2 separate regions of the Mus musculus genome follow, and region 1 is linked to region 2. A link is a loop called in an ENCODE intact Hi-C map of the cell type or tissue named here. Cell type or tissue: left cerebral cortex. All regions are shown on one strand. Each heading gives the region's core, and the rest is flanking DNA. Links, peaks and the distances in the headings are about the cores only. Region 1 has its middle 4.0 kb from the start of Becn2. Region 2 has its middle 120 kb from the start of Grem2.

What was found. Peaks named below come from ENCODE experiments on the same cell type or tissue, not always from the same donor. Only the 100,000 strongest peaks of a DNase experiment are listed, where the experiment ranks them.
Region 1: a loop joins it to region 2, with 6 times the contacts of the local background. A loop is called at or near these places in 7 of 42 quality-filtered maps.

The regions. Positions count from the first base shown.
Region 1 is chr1:175,922,837-175,925,756 of GRCm38, forward strand. No RefSeq gene overlaps it. Among named protein-coding and RNA genes, the nearest start is that of Becn2, 4.0 kb to the left of the region's middle. In left cerebral cortex, for the core only: a CTCF peak has its summit at 1,197 (motif pointing left); a DNase peak (open chromatin) is centred at 1,203.
Region 2 is chr1:175,035,992-175,038,911 of GRCm38, forward strand. No RefSeq gene overlaps it. Among named protein-coding and RNA genes, the nearest start is that of Grem2, 120 kb to the left of the region's middle. In left cerebral cortex, for the core only: no CTCF peak of the experiment used is centred there; no DNase peak of the experiment used is centred there.

The DNA.
Region 1 (2,920 bases), core at 235-2,734, 890 kb after region 2:
CTGGAATTAAAGTTATGTGCCACCATACCTGGCTCATTCATTTTTTGATTCAGAGTCCCTTGAATGTATTAATGCCTGTCATAGTGATACATGGCTTTAATCTTCAGCACTCAGAAAGTAGATCTTTGTGAGTTTAAGACTAGTTTGGGCTATAGAGTGAGTTCCAGGCCAGCCCAGCCAGAGCTACATAGTCAGTTCCTGTATGTTTTTTACAAGAAAGGAAGACCTATGTGATAGCACAGAATAGGAAAGATCTACTGAATTCCAGCTCTCTTTTTAAGACAGGGACTCACTAAGTTGTTCCAATTGACCTAGGTAGAGCTCACTATGTAGCCCAAGTCTGGAAGTTCCAGATACTCCTGCCTTAGCATTTCCTAAAAGATTACAGGCCGGCGCCTGCTGCGAACTCAAGAGACATTCCATTCTCTTTTAGCGCTTCATCAGCTGGCGGTTGTACACGCCTTGCTAGGCGTTTGGGGAAGAATTCACGTTTATAACTGCTCATCTTTAGGCAAAGGCATCCTATAAGGATAAAATCACATCCATATTTGGAAAAAGTCCTTATTTCAGCAGCCAGAGAGTCTCTGCTCTCACCCTTACCCTCGTTTCCTTTGCTCCTCAGTTCCTCTGATAACCCACAGGCTTTCCTAAGGAGATTATTTACTCTTCTGCTTCTCCCTGTTTTACATAGGGTTACTATTTGCTGTGGTGAAACACCATAGAGTGACAAAAAGCAAGTTGAGGAGGAAAGGCTATTTTTTGGCTTATATGTCCACATTACTGTTCATCACTGAAGGAAGTCAGGGCTGGAACCTGGAGGCAGGAGCTGCTGTCAAAGCCATTGAGGGGTGCTGCTCACCAGCTTGCCTCTTGTGGCTTGCTCAGTCAGCTTATAGAACTCATGACCTCCAGGTCAAGGGTGGCACACCCTTAATGGGTTCACTAACTAAAAATACCCTACAGAGCTGTCCATAGCCCCATCTTTTCGAGGAATTTTCTCAGTTAAGGCTCTTTCCTCTCTGATTTTAGATTGTGTCAAGTTAAACTAGCCAGCACCTTCAACATTTATATGTCGTATTCCACTTGGGTAGAGATAATTTTTATGGCATTTATATATACTCAACAATTTTTGCAATTGAGGGTTCAGTGGCCTCAAACTGGCTCTCCTAAACCTAAAGATGGTCGCTACCGCCCTCTAGTGGTACTTCTTGGTTCTGAGCTGGCAAGTTCTGAACTGGCTGGCAGAAGGAGTTCTATCAGGGACACTCTTACCACTTGGGAAGACAATACAACTGACTGGGCAACTTTGAATCAAGGGGTGCAGATTTCATGTAGTCTGCTCATAAGGTTTCTCTGTTTTGAAACCTAGGTAGAAATTTTTATTAGTATATGAATAGCCAGGCAGTGCTGGCACACGCCTTTAATCCCAGCACTTGGGAGGCAGAGGCAGACGGATTTCTGAGTTCGAGGCCAGCCTGGTCTACAGAGTGAGTTCCAGGACAGCCAGGGCTACACAGAGAAACCCTGTCTCAAAAAACAAACAGTCCCCCCCAAAAAAAACCCCAAAACTATATATATGAATAAAATTACATAGATTAAATAATCAATTAGACTTTCAGCAAAGACCCTTTTGGACCTGGGGCCATCTGATGCCCAAACCCTTGCTCTCCCCAGGGCAACAAGCTGAAGGTGTGTGTTCCATACTTAGATCTGAACTCCAGATGGATGGGATACACAGTGACAGATGGGATACACAGTGACAAACCATTCTGCTAATTCTTTCTCAAAAGACTCTGGGAACTGCCAACCCTAGAGGGCAAACAAACCATCTGAGAATCTGGAGAAACTGGGGGTTTTGGAAGCGGCTCTAAGAAGGAGAGTAGAGTTATTCAACATCCTGCCAGAGTCTGAGGTGATGCTGATGCTGCCAGCTTGCTGACTAAACTTGTAGTCTTGAGTGGACTCTAGACCAGTACTTCTCAGAAGCCCCGACTCTTCCCATAGAGCATGCTTGACAGTGTTGGGAGACAGTTTTGGTTTCACTATAGGGGTGTAGCCTGTGTGCCCCACATTAAGGACAGTCCAGGGATACTATACTATACATTCCACCACTAAGAATTATTTGCCCAGATGTCTAATATGTACAAATTTGGAATTTCTGCCCCAGCCTGGGTATGGTATAACCCAGGTCTGACTTCTGTGAGTCCAGCTATAACCTCAAGGCAGTTTTGGATACAAGCGCCACTGGTTTGTCCCACCATTGAAAGAAAAGAATACGGGGAGTGAGGAGTGGGCGGGTAACACCCAGAAGGGGGTTTCCCCTTAAGAGAGAAGGGGAAGGTGGCATGGGGGTGGGGGGGACTTGAGTGAGGGGGTGCTGGAAGGAGAGGAAGAGATGATACGGAGTTGTAAAATGAAAATAACAAATAAGTTTAATTTAGAAACAAAACAAAGCAATACCTATAGAAACCTTCCATACATAGTTTAGGCACAAAGAAGGAAGAGGAGGTTCTGGTTCGGAGGAAGTTCAGGTTCCGAGGCCATTTTGTGATAACAAGATCACAACTGAATGCTTTTTTGTTTGTTTGTTTTTGTTTTGTTTTTTGTTTTTTGGGACAGGGTTTCTCTGTATAGCCCTGGCTATCCTGGAACTCACTCTGTAGACCAGGCTGGCCTCGAACTCAGGAATCCACCTGCCTCTGCCTCCCAAGTGCTGGGATTAAAGGCGTGCACCACCACTGCCCGGCCTGCTACTCGACCTTAAGGGGGTTTCCTTGGTATTAGTATGGCACTGAAATAGACTCACAGACCCAGTGAATCCGAACGTTTAAATGCACACTGACAACTGCTTGTGTGTTTCAGAAAATATCAGGACCTGGATACAATCTTCTGTTACCCAAGTATATTATGGATGCTTCAA
Region 2 (2,920 bases), core at 184-2,683:
TTTCTGAGGAAAGTCTTATTTAGTGACTGGCGTCATCTCCAATCAAAATGTCTCTGTGGCCTTCTCTTGGGACCATGTGTGTGAACAAATACAGATTCTATAAAAGGGAGAGAGGAAGTGGGCTGTGTTTTCCTCAGTTGGGTTATTGAACATCTCCAGCAATTTTTCCAAAGCTTGGGTTTGCCAAAAGCCAAAGTTGGCTTTACCAAGCATTTTTCTCTTAATTTTTAAATCCAAGTGTATTAAAGAGAATTTAATCCATATGTTTACAATTCATTTACACTTAACTCATCAAAATATTGTTTGGTTAGAGTCATTTGGCCCTTGACTTGAGAACTAGCGACACATGGATATATACACATAGGCAGAACACTTAAGCACTCATAGACCTTGGTCCTTTACATTGGAGTAACATCTTCAGGGAACTCTGAACTCATACCTAAGTTGCTGTCTTGGTAAGTCATGGCTACTTAACTATACCTATCCATCTAATTGCATGCAAACTGCCTTTAAAGTTATTGTGCAATTATGAAGTATGTGCTGCTTCTGAGTCTATTTGGAATTAACCGTTTCAGAGTTACCATGTTAACCTCTTCCACTGCCACTACCCTGGATATGGATGGATGATTCTTTTAAGGATATGATGCTAGGATGTTTGGTTTTATGTTTCTTCAGTTCAATATAGTACACCACCACCACCACCACCACCACCACCACCACCATCATCATCATCATCATCTTTTTTGTGGTATTGTGGATGAAACCCAGAGGCTTGCCCACTCTATGCAACTATTCTGTTGTACTGTGGGCCTGCCTCTCTTCCACGGGGGCAGGGGTACACAGGCAACTCTGGCATGTCACATAAAGGAGGCAGGGCAAAGTCCAGAATGGGGAGTCCATAGCCATGGGGGCATTAGATGCCGCTATATGCTGGACTGGAAGGGGAAACAGTGGGGTCTAGGATGAAAGCTGTGGTTCCTGGTCTCCTTTCTGAATACCCATACGCCACCTGTATACTGTGGGCAGAGGAAATCAGGGTTGACAGTTCAATACCAGACAGGAGGGGCAAGGTGGAACCCAGAACGAACCCCATCTAGCCCTATTGGGAAACAGTGCTGAGTATGAGGGGCCTGGAAAAGAGAAAACCTTCAGGAGTCTTAGGCTTGGCCCCTTCTGGCGAAGGCTTTCTCCATGGCAGTCTTTAATGGACCAGCCCTCTGAGACAATCCTTGCTTGTTCATATTGTTTTATTGAGGGTGAATGTGGGTGCAGACACTTTATTCAGGGTGAACCAGGAATTATATACCACCAGGGGCTAGGAAAGCCCAGGCAGGGAAGGTCATTTGTTGAAGGCCTAGAGTACCGAAATGCCTCCTTAGAATGTGGTAGCATTTCAGGAATCTCAGGTACTAGAATAACGGGTTCTTTTTATTATTATTATTAGATATTTTCTTCATTTACATTTCAAATGCTATCCTGAAAGTCCCCTATACACTCCCCCGCCCTGCTCCCCAACCCACCCACTCCCGCTTCCTGGCCCTGACATTCCCCTGTACTGGGGCATATGATCTTCTCAAGACCAAGGGCCTCTCCTCCCATTGATGGCCGACTAGGCCATCTTCTGCTACATATGTAACTAGAAACAGTTCTGGGGGGTACTGGTTAGTTCATATCATTGATCTTCCTATAGAGTTGCCCCTTGTTTTAGCTCCTTGGGTACTTTCTCTAGCTCCTTATTATGAGAAAGGAAGTTGAACCTGTAATCTTAACCAAGGCCACATGACATTTTGCAGATAGAGGTGTGGGAAGTTTTGAACTCCCCAGACAAGGTCGGAGAAGGAGAAACCCTGCCGATGAAGGGAATCATCCATACAGTGCCCAGCCCCAGAAGGCTAACTGGTCAGTGCCCAGCCCCAGAAGGCTAACTATCTGGTCAATGACAGATTTGGTCTTACTTAGCAGAGTTTTCTCACAGTACTCTATCAATGAGTTACGTCCCCAATTTGCATTTAACTTTTTAAGAGTGAACTGTATTAGTTCTGAGGAAGCCAGTGGTGCTGCTGTTTTTGGACAAATTTGGCATCAACAACTCAATGATGCAACTGAGGAGAGACGCGGGATGGATAGGATCATACAGAGTTCAGGAAGGCTCTGATGTAAAGGTTTGCTTTTCCCAATACATGAGCATGAAAGGGGGTTAACTGGTAGACCCAGATCATGGAAAGCATCTCAGAGGAGATTTTGCAATTAATAATTAAATATTACTATGGTGCCTTTCTAAAAAGGGCAGCTAAATATATTGATGAACTAATACGTCTCAAAGTCATAATAGTATAATTTCATGAATATCTGTGGACCTAGAAAATTCTGATTGTGTGTGTGTGTGTGTGTGTGTGTGTGTGTGTGTGTACATGAATGGACATGTAAATTATACATCAGCTTCAGCTGTCATTCTTCAGGTGCTGACCACAATGTTTTTTGGAACAGGACTTCTCATCAAAATGGTGCACATCAAGAAAGCCAGGCTGATTAACCAGGGATCCTCAGGGAGCCTTCCATCTTCACCTCCCCAGCAGAAGCTCCTAAAGACCGAGATATCCTCTAGCTTCTTCTTATGTGTCAGATGGGAATTTGTGATTGTAGCTAAGGTGGCAGAAAAGTATTCTATTCTGTTGGATTGCTATGTGAGATAATATCAGGTTTTAAAAATCTAGTGCAACTCATTGGAGTGTCAATGACTTAAGTTTCATTGTTTTATAAATCTGCATTGGAAAACACAGGTGCTTGAAAAGACAGACGTATCACCTAGCTTGAAGGACCATCTGTTAGAAAGGAATGTATGTACATGTCTATCCTAGCAGTAATATGGCATTGTCTTGTTATCTCTCAATTTTTTCAGAACTAATATTCCCCCCTCAGG